2 separate regions of the Homo sapiens genome follow, and region 1 is linked to region 2. Evidence: chromatin loops called from intact Hi-C (ENCODE). Cell type or tissue: heart right ventricle. All regions are shown on one strand. Each heading gives the region's core, and the rest is flanking DNA. Links, peaks and the distances in the headings are about the cores only.

Region 1 (5,380 bases), core at 174-5,173, 54 kb before region 2:
AACTATTAAAAATTTGGAAGAAAATAAAAGTTTATGACTTTGGGATATAAAAAAGCTTTGTTAAACAAAAAGCAAAAAGCAAACACACACACACACAAATAAGAAACAAGTAAATAAACATGACCACATCAAAAGGCAACACATTTAGGCCAAGTGCAGTGGCTCATGCCTGTAATCCCAGCACTTTGGGAGGCCAAGGCAGGAGGATCACTTGAGGTCAGGAGTTCGAGACCAGCCTGGCCGACATATAGTGAAACCCTGTCTCTACTAAGAATACAAAAATTATCTGGGTGTGGCGGCACACACCTGTAGTCCCAGCTACTTGGGAAGCTGAGGAAGGGGAATCACTTGAACCTGGGAGGCGGAGGTTGCAGTGAGCCAAGATCATGCCACTGCACTCCAGTCTGGGTGACAGAGTAAGACTCCGTCTCTCAAAAAATTAAAAAAAAAAATTTAAGGCAACACATTTATATAACCAAAAATACCAGACACAAAATTAATATAAGCACCTTGAATATTTCTGGAATGAAATAAAGTGAGAGCAGTGGTTTTCTCAAATGTTGAGAATTGGGGGAAGAATCAAGGATAGCAGAGACACTTTTCATTGACTACATGCCGTTTTGTAAACTATTTTAATTTCTTATCTACTTTAAAAGGGAACAAAAGTAGGCATGTATTCCCTATTTTTTTTCTTTTTTTTTTTTTTTTTTGAGACAGAGTCTCGCTCTGTCACCCCGGCTGGAGTGCAGTGGCATGATCTCGGCTTAGTGCAACCTCTGCCTGCCGGGTTAAAGCAATTCTCCTGCCTCAGCCTCCCGAGTAGCTGGGATTACAGGCATGCGCCACCAGGCCAGGCTAATTTTTTAATTTTTAGTAGAGACAGGGTTTCACCATGCTAGCCAGGCTGGTCTCGAACTCCTGACCTCGTGATCCACCCGCCTTGGCCTCCCAAAGTGCTGGGATTACAGGCGTGAGCCACAGTGCCCAGCCTCCCTGTTTTTTTAAATAATAAAAAAGACAACAGACTAGAAGAAACTACCCCATATAGATGAGAGAAATGATAAATATCCAGAGTATATCAAGAATTTCAACAGTGACAAAAACCTGCAGAAAAAAATGAGCAAAATTATCTTTAAGGTGACTAAAAATACATAAGTAATCAATGGCATTCAAATTTTTAAAAACAGGTTTCTATTTTTCACTAATCATGCTTACAAAGATTTTAAAGTTTGGGTACTATTCAGCCCTGGTAAGAGTAATGGGAAAATCTATGTACAGTCTTACATAGTGTGGTTGTAAATTGGTCTGCCATTTTGGAAGACAGTTTTGCAGGAGCTATTAAAATTTTAAATGTTCATCCCTCATACCTTGGCAATTCGTTTTCTCTTTGGCTACCTTAGAGAATAGTCACTCATGGCACCAGTCAATTCCTTGCCTGTTTTTAGTTGGAGCCAATTTGGGACATTATGTCCAATCCAGTCACTTTCACTGCCCTGAGTTTAGAATAATAAAATTGCTGTCCAGTAAGCAGACTTAAGAAATAGATTAGAAACAGCAAAATTTTAGTAATGAACATTAATAAAGATAATCACATCCCATTTTTAATTATTATATCAGCATGAAAACACATCTTTAGTGGAGCATTATTTTGTCAAAATAGAAGATTGTAAATATATTTTTCTTTTTTTGGTTTCTAGAATTTAAACCAGAATCCAAGGACTCTTTTGCCAAAATTTTACGGACTGTATTGTATGCAATCAGGAGGCATTAATATCAGGATTGTGGTGATGAACAACGTTTTGCCACGCTCCATGAGAATGCACTTTACATATGACTTGAAAGGCTCAACGTATAAGCGAAGAGCATCCCGTAAAGAGAGAGAGAAATCCAACCCCACATTTAAGGACTTAGATTTCCTGCAAGACATGCACGAAGGGTTGTATTTTGATACGGAAACATACAACGCGCTTATGAAAACACTTCAGAGAGACTGCCGGGTAAGGAAGTTTGATTGTTGTGATTTCCTTTGAACTCTGTGCTCATGTAAACTGTGGCTGCCACTTATTGAAAGCATAGAAATAAGGAATGTCCAAAGTGGCAGACATGTGGAATCCTATCTTTCCCAATCCTGGCGCTGAGCCATGCTTCCCTGATATTGAAGGAATTGGTAGATGATAAGGGAGTTATCTAGAGTCCTTAACCTACATCTCTGTTGATTTTACTAATAAGCTAAGTCAGCTTTCTTTGATAAAATGAAACAAGAAAGCTTTGTTTTCTTTTCTTTCTCCGCTGTGGGGAAGATAGTTTAACTAGAAAGAAATAGAATTTAGGTTTAATGTGGTGTTGAGTAAGAAAAGCCGTATAGAAATCTTGGAAGAAGTAAGACTCGAACTGGGGAGACAAGTTTAAAGAAAATGTACTTGGGATTAATAATGGCTCCCTAGAGATCAGTGTGGATGCAAAACTATGATATGAGCAGCACGTTTGCTGAAATTATTTTATGTGGTCTGAATAAGAGGTGAGCAGGAATGAAGCTTGCCAATTAGGGCAGACACCATTCCATGCAAACTTAGCTGGAGTGATTGTCCAAAGTGGGGAGGAATTCCCCCAGGCTGCAATGCTTTAAAAAAAAAAAAAAAAAAAAAACTAAGGGAAGATTTTTTCTAACATGGTGAAAAGAGATAAAAATTTTTTTAGAGAAAAGAAAAATGCAGTGCTAATAACTTCTGAAGGATAATAATCATGGGAGAACCGTCCAGCCACTTGGCTAAGTTGGGTAGTGGAGGTGGGCAGAAAGCATGATGGCACAGGCTGTGGTTTTCTGCACTTTCCATGGGCCTGGACGGATGACCCATGTTGTTATAGGGGAGGGGAGACACTTCTCTGCCAGACCCAAACTCACGTGAAGGTGAGGAAGACAGTCTGACACCCCTTCTAAGGTATAAAGTAGGGAATTTCCACTAAGGAACACAGGTCTACTGTTTCTGTTTTTTTTTTTTTTATTTCTTCCTTTCTGCCTGTTATAGCTTGCATGATTGTGCACAAAAATGTGTCCTTAGAATTGTTTTTCTTTATTGACAGAGATGTTACTCCTATTGTTTAGCTACCGTTTATTGAATGCTTACAGTATGCCAGGTTAGTCTAAGGTTTTTTTAATGCATCATTTCACTTAATTCTCTCAGCAATTCTTTGGAGTCAGTACTATTCATACTTCCATTTTAATTGCTGAAGAATTGGGTTCTTAAAGAGATTCAGAAACTTATCCAGCATTACTTACCAAGTCAATGACAGAGCCCACATCTGTTTGGGTACAAAGGCATGTGCTTCTAACAACTAAAACTTAAAGTCTCACTCTGAGGATTTTTTTTTAATTATCTTTTCAGAAGTCAGGGAAGGAGCAGTAGGAACCAAGCAAACAGACGAACAAAAAACGTCCAGCAGATATTCAGATATCTGAGTGGATTTGAGTGATGCATGTTTTTCTATTCAAAAAACGTAAAAACAGAACACACATATTTTAGTAGAAATCTTTTTCCTGTGTTTTTTCTGCCCTTTACAGGATGTGGGTAAAAAGTGACTCTCAATTCCCCAGAGTTTAGTGTCAGCCTCTCCAGTTTTAAGTTTGCTTTCTCTTTTGTGTGCTTCTTGCCTCTTTAGTATGGAAAGCCTTTATCTGCTGCCTTCTAATACCACATGCTTCTCTGCCAGAAAAAAAAAAAAAAGCAAATGTAAAAGAGCCATTGCTCAGGATTTGTCTATTTATTAGTGTTTCCTGAGCTCAGGACTGAGACCGCGAGGTCAAACCAAACTTTTCATCACAAGTGAGACCCTGGAGATTTGCCTTTTTATTTTTTATTCTTTGGCAGGTTTGTTGTTCTAAGGAACATAAAGGTCAAGGTAGAGGTATCCTGAGGCTAACTCCCTCTTACTCACTGCATTTGCAGTTGTACAAGACACAGATCCTGGACATTCTTCAAAATATGTACATCTGCCTTCAGAAAGGCTTCTCTTGGGCTGGTATGGGAGTGTGTAAATGCTGAGCTGTAGGGGAACTCAGCTCCCTTCCCTGATCTGTCCTGACCATGACCAAGTCCTCTGGGATCTGGATTCAACAGCTGGTGCTCTGAGCAGAGCTGCCTCAAGGAAAGCCTATTTCTGGAATGGTGAATATTAATATTTAATAGTCAAGGGCCTCTTAGTAAATCGTATGAATGCTGTGAACTCTCCTCCCCCCAAAAAATGCCCATCCTCGTGATGGATCGTGAATCTCTTGGAGCCCGTTGTTCCTTCCCTTCCTTCTTCCCCAAGGCTCAGAATCCCCTTCCTAGAGTTACCTCTCTCTCTCTTCAGGTCATCCTCTGAAAGGCCAACTCACTGGATGATTGCAATAGGATATGTGGTTGACATCGCCCCAATATTGCCCTTGCTTTGCAGAGCTGAGCCTCAGTGCTGGCTGAGGGGCTGCAGAGACCCAGAGGGTCTGCAAGGTTAGTCTGAGCTGAGGCCAGCACCTATCAATCAGGAATCTCCTCTGCTAAAATTCCTGTGAGACAGTATGGCTAAGGCTCTAGAAACAAACCAGTTAGAGAAATGTATTACTGTATCAGCACCCCAGGCAGAGAAAGGTGAACTAAACCTATATTAGGATATATGCTTCTATTCACTTATCAGCACATATTGCAAGCACACTACATGCCAAGCATGAGGTGCACGACCTTTATTTTTTATCAATTGCCATACAGTCTAGTATGTGCAATGATATTATATTGTGAAGATTAGAGTAGGGAACATTGTAGCTTGCTTTTAAAGGATGAGAAGCTTTCTCCGGATAGGCAAAGCAGTAGAAGCATATTTCTAGGATAAGAGAACAATAGGTATGAAACAATGGGTGTGAAATAGCACAATGTGTTCCGGGAGCTATAGTTGTTTGGTTTTGGGGCAGTTAATAGGGAGAGCATGTGGGGTAGAAGAGGAAAGTGGCCACATAATATGAGAGCCACATATTGTCAGAAGACCCTTTCTGGTGGTGCCAGGGAGCTCTTAAGGACTTAGCAGTAGCAAATCCAAGAATCCCAGACCTTTGGACCCCAGCTTCTTTGTTGTTCCCAGACGGATTTGTTAAGCCTCTTAACCTATGGCTGACCTCCCCCTGCTTCTTGGCGCCCCCACCTCTCCTTTCATATTTTGGCTTGACATCTCAGACCCTGGAATTCTATTTCCTTTAGCATGAGTGCTGGCCGGAAGGGCCAGCTTGACCTAGCTTATTCCCTGCTCCCCATGGACTGCTTCCCTGACTGCCAATCAGAGCTGCCGTTTCTGAGCTCTGCGTCTGAAAAGACCTGAACAGCCTCATCCTGCACTGAGTCCTCCTGACACATAC
Region 2 (5,380 bases), core at 160-5,159:
CTTCCTACCCCCACCACCTCAGATGGTGGTGGGTAAAGATGCTCATGCGTCTTGCTAAATCATCCCTTAGGACATTAGCTCTCAAACTGCCACTTCTAGTGATCTAACATTGGGCAAGTTACTTGCTCGTCATGTGCCTCAGTTTCCTCATTTGTAAAGTGTGAATTACTATACTACTGCCCCCAGAGTTGTTATAAAGATTAAATGAAATAACAATTAGAAAGCATTTATACCTTGTGGCACATAGTAAGCCCCATAAAACATTTGTTGAAATAAAATAACCAAGTGATTTGAGACACTAATACCTTGCAGCTGCCGCATAAGTCTCACTGTAAAGGGCATGATGTTTTTGACAAAAAGCCATCATGGAGTGCTTTGTTAGAGTCCTTTCAGGAAATGGAAAACACACTTGGAATTTCAAAGGGAATTGGTTACAGAATGTGGGGAGGCTGGAAGACTGAAGGGGGAAATTCCAGAAACTCAGGTAAATAACTGCAGGAGGCAGCTCCCACCATGAGCTCTGCCACGATACCTGCTGCCGCCTTGGAGAAGGGACAGTGGCGGAGGATGCTACCTGAAGAGCTGGGATAGTGCAAGAACATAGCCACCTCCAGAGACACTGCCCTGAAATGGAAGAAAGATAAATGAGAGCAGAAAGCCAGCAGCTTCTGTCCTCCTGCCACCTTCTCATCCAACTCCTGCAATGCCTTGACTGACAGGACCTAGTCAAGAGGCCTATGGGATATCGTTTGCAACTCTGGGCCCCAGCATTGCAAAGTAGAGTTGAGATAGGATAAAAACAACCACAACACATGGAGCAAAAGCTAGATAGACACAGGATCTTTTTTAAAAGAGAGAGAGAGGAAAGGGTCAAAGCTTTACAAAGGTAGTGTGAGTGCAAGAACAGGAATCAATTTAGGCTTTTATAGAAGTAATCATGGAACCAATTTATTCTCATGCCATTGTAATAGTACTATGTAAAGTAGCCATAAATTTTTTAATGATCTGTGCAATTAGAGACTCCAGTATTTACCAATAAGTCTGTCTGACAATCAGTAATGCATTCCCTGGTACTGTGCTGGTTGTAAATACTCATAGAAATGTCTTAGCTAATTCTAGACACATGGGATAGATCTTTAGTTTGAGAATTCCTCAAAGAGGCTTGTAAGCTTGAGGAACCCAAGTGAGACTCCCTCTGATAAGGCAGGTGACACAGTTTGGGAGCAGATAGCCATCACCCATGCCCTTACAAAACATTTCTGCTTTATTACCAATACATCATTTGTGAACCCACCACCCCTGCAACATCTTATCTGAATCTTTCTTAGTCTGGAGCAAACACAGAATGAGGGGAAAATGTGGTCACATTCTTTCATTCTTAGTAAAGAAAGGATTTAGTCACCTTTTCCCAAGTGTCAAGAAATGAAGTCATCAAGCAAATGATACCACATGTTTAGAGAAGCAAAAACCTTCCTTATTCTTCAGTCTCTTGAAAGAAGGATATTCCATTTTAAAAATCAAAACCATTATAGCATTACCAGTGAACCTGAGTGGTGTCACATCTCTCTCCAGTTGTGGCTGAGGCACATGCTGAAAAAGTTGGAACCTGGCTGCGAGTGATGGCTCATGCCTCTAATCCCAGCACTGTGGGAGGTGAGGCAGGAAGATCTCTTGAGCCCAGGAGTTCGAGACCAACCTGGGCAGCTTAGCAAGACCTCATTTCTACAACAACAACAGCAACAACAACAAAAAACACATCTGAGCATGGTGGCACGTGCCTGTAGTCCCAGCTACTTGGGAGGCTAAGATGGGAGGATTGCTTGAATCCAGGAGTTCCAGGTTTCAGTGAGCTGTGATCATGCCACTGCACTCCAGCCTGGGCAACAGAGGCGAGACCTTGCCTCAAAAAAAAAAAGGAACCTGCAGAAGTTTTATAATATGCCTGTTAGTTTAGTTTTTCCTCCCCACCCCCAGAAAAAAAAAAAATAGAAGAAAAAACATGGATTTACATCACATTAGTCTGCACCTGGATTTTGCCAGATGTCTTTTTTCCTTTTTGACAAATTATAGAATTACTTCTGAAGTGATTAGCTTTTCAAATGATCCCTCATATATTTCTGCCAGGGCAGGAAATTGAAGTGAATTTTTCAGATATCTGACATTATATGAAGAATAATTTAGGATTCAGCATTAATTCAAAGAACATTCACATTTTTTGAGGAATTCATGTGAGATAATATTTCTGGGTACTTTTTGTGTGTTACTAAGATTTTTAAATCGATTTAGTTTATGGATAAATCATATTGCCAAAAAAAGTGGGAAAACTGTTGGCCAATTTTTGAATATTTTAACTGACAAAAAAAAAAAGACTTCTTTATCCATTCTTTGCCTCTTAATTCTGGAACTAAAACACTACATCTTTATTTCCCTTGACTTAAAACACTAGTGCTATGTCTCTGGAAGAATGGTTTGCTGGTAGTGGATGTACCTTTGTAGACACTCTTCAATTCTCTGCCCTCCTTCGTGGAGCCTCTAGAGAAATGCTTCTCAGTGTGACTAGCTCCTACATCAGGGTACCTACCTCTAGAAATGGAGCCCTGAAGTCTGCATTTTGGCAAGCTCCTTAAGAAATTCTTACCCACACTAGGATATAAAAGTTCTTTGGAAATAAACTCTTCTCCCCTCTCTGTTCTTTCTGAGTAGTGAAACAGCACCTGTCTGTGGTTCAGCTGAGACACAGCTGGACTCTCTGAAGAAATTAAGAGGACATAACATGTAATGCCAGAAATATAAAACCATAGCAAAGTGGATATGTTTTCAGATTCTAGTAAGGAGAACAGGACCTCAGTTCCTTTCTCATACTTCAGACATGCCTGGACAGGCCCTAAGCAAAAGTGACTTTTTGCCTTAAAGGTGTTAAAAGAAAAAGTTCAGCTGAATTAAATTGAAAGGAGTTTACTTGAGCAGTGAACAATATGTGAATCGGGCAGCCCCCAGAATCATATAGCAGATTCAGAGAGACTCCAGCGCCGACACGTGGTGGAAGAAGATTTATGGACGGCAAAAGGAAAGTGGCGTGCAGAAAACCGAAGTGAGGCACAGAAACTACTGGCTTGGTCAGAGCTCGGCGTTTGCCTTATTTGAACACGGTCCGAACAGTTGGCTACATCTGATTGGCCAAGACTCAGTGGTTGGCACAAATGTAAACTATGGTTGGTTTACACTTCCGCTTGTTGTATAGTTATCGATGTACAGAAAAACCTTTAGGCCAAACTTAAATATGTAAGGAGGCAGCTTTAGGCTAAACTTCATTTAACAAAGGTATTTTAGGTTAGCAACACCTCTGGGAAATGCTTCAGCCAGCCCCAAACCTGCTTCCCAGTGTGGTTCCTCTGACCTGAAGCCAACATACATTTCTGCCCAGCAGCTATTCGTGACCTCCCTGAGTCTACAGAGATCCTTGGTTCTGTAGTCAAGCAGGGTAATTCTCTTTCAGATTCCTTGGCCTCCACTGACTCCCCCTCTTTGCTTAAAGGTCAGTTTGGTCCTTCTGAGCCTTGAGAGTCCCCCTCTCCACCCTGACCATTTCACTCTGCTGTTTGCTTTGTCCACGTGACAGTTGCACTCTTGGGTGAAGCTGGCCTTATGCAAATTTCGTCTCACCCTAGAGAGCCCCTGGCCAGCAGCCTCACACAGGGCAGCACCCTTCCCAGGAGCTTGTCCATACCCATTCAGCTGCCTTCCCTGCCATGGCCTCTCTTCGAGACGTTTCCCTTTGGCCCAACCACTGTATTTCCATTTGCCTTCTGAGCCTAGCTCTTGTGTTGTGTACAAAGTAGTGTTCCCTGTGTGGGCCTGGGATCTGTAACAGGTGAACTTCCAGGTTCATGTTACCAGTTCTGGCCATGTCTCCTCCACCCAGAGGTCCTCTAGCTGGGGGGTCTGCAAGAATCCCAAGATTCATTTTTGTTTCTCTGATATGCTTCAAACATACAGGAAGAGTAACAAACAATTTCTTCCAAGGCAAGTAGAAAGTTGGTCCCGACATCCTCTGTTTAATCCTTCTGTTACCTGTGGAGTCATCACCACAGTAGTGAGCCTTATCTCCTGTAATTTAAATGACTTGTTGATTTGGGAGGGAAGGAATTTCACTGGGGAAGTCCACTAACATAAACCTGCTGCTGAGGACTCATTCACTTCACAGCACCAAGCTGGCCCAGCCTCCCCACAGACAGACCAAACGCCTCTACCACAACCTGCCTTTGCATTTAGTTCATGATAGTTATGGGTGCAGGAGAATTAGGTAAGTGTAAGGAGGGAACTAGGAGACAATGTTAAACTCTCCATTCAGAATAATATTAATCTAAAATGGAATCATTTAATAACCTGTTTTCAAGGATAAAGTAATAAAGGTGACATGTGTAATGAAGTAATGGAGCTCATTATTTTTCCAGCCAGCCCTATTAAAAATTAGTGTGTGGAAGGTCACAAATAACTTAAAAATGACCAGATTTGTTTTCAAAATGAAGGATTTGGCTATAATGCAAATTTCATCCTGAAGGCTACATGGGGAAAAAAATAATGGTAGAGTTTCTCTGTCTTTTCTTTCATTGCTTCTCATCACACTGGAAGAATGGTTCAGACTAAGCACTTTGTCTGGGAGAAGATTTTTTGTCTTTTATTTATGTATGAGTGCATTTCAGTTGGTGTCCTCCTAATTCCAACCACCCTCACCTGCTGCTTTCTGTGTGGTCACTGAGTTGTGACAGGAGAGAGGCCAGGTATTCGAAGGCCAGGTCAAAGCTCATTTAGGGAACCGGTCGAGCCTTCGCCTTTTCCCTGTTCACCCTCCTGCCTTTCCAACCTAAGTGGTAAAACTCATCCTGAAAGAATCACGGAGCTTTGGAGATGAGAGGGAACTTTGGCCATCATGTCATCCAGCCCTTTTATTTATTAAAAAAGGTATTGATTGATTTTAAAATTTATAAATTATTTTTGTAACAAAACTCTATGCCCAGAGTTTAACAAATAGTCGTGTAACATGTGTTAAGAAAAAGAGCAAGCCGTAGTCCACCTCCCCCTACGTCTTCATGTGCAATCACCTTCAACTCTTTGAGCTGATTCCTTTGGCAATTACTTTGGTTTTTCTAAATAACATGCTTATATTGTTATTGCTTGATCTATTGGGTGTAGGCATTAGCTAATAACTGCCCACTATAGAAGACGAAGATTTAGCTGTCTTTTCTCCACCCGACACATACCACGTATGTGTACTGTTCCCACCCCCTCCTCCTACACCCTTCCAGTTTCCCTGTATAGTTACATCTTGACTGTAGTCCGATCGATATTGAGTGTTTTATTATGGCTTTGTGAATAGTGT

The links. A loop is a pair of places that touch in the nucleus more often than their neighbours do. Peaks named below come from ENCODE experiments on the same cell type or tissue, not always from the same donor. Only the 100,000 strongest peaks of a DNase experiment are listed, where the experiment ranks them.
Region 1: a loop joins it to region 2, with 2.0 times the contacts of the local background. A loop is called at or near these places in 5 of 110 quality-filtered maps.

Annotation. Positions count from the first base shown.
Region 1 is chr9:68,892,642-68,898,021 of GRCh38, forward strand. It overlaps PIP5K1B (phosphatidylinositol-4-phosphate 5-kinase type 1 beta), which reads left to right. Exons shown (of 16, transcript NM_003558.4): 8 at 1,698-1,997. Among named protein-coding and RNA genes, the nearest start is that of PABIR1, 120 kb to the left of the region's middle. RefSeq lists an enhancer at 3,508-3,657. In heart right ventricle, for the core only: no CTCF peak of the experiment used is centred there; no DNase peak of the experiment used is centred there; H3K4me3 peaks cover 692 bases; H3K27ac peaks cover 3,330 bases.
Region 2 is chr9:68,946,742-68,952,121 of GRCh38, forward strand. All of the region lies in intron 14 of PIP5K1B (phosphatidylinositol-4-phosphate 5-kinase type 1 beta), which reads left to right. Among named protein-coding and RNA genes, the nearest start is that of PRKACG, 65 kb to the right of the region's middle. RefSeq lists enhancers at 1-672, 3,102-3,721, 3,722-4,341. In heart right ventricle, for the core only: a CTCF peak has its summit at 3,028; a DNase peak (open chromatin) is centred at 3,061; H3K27ac peaks cover 1,419 bases.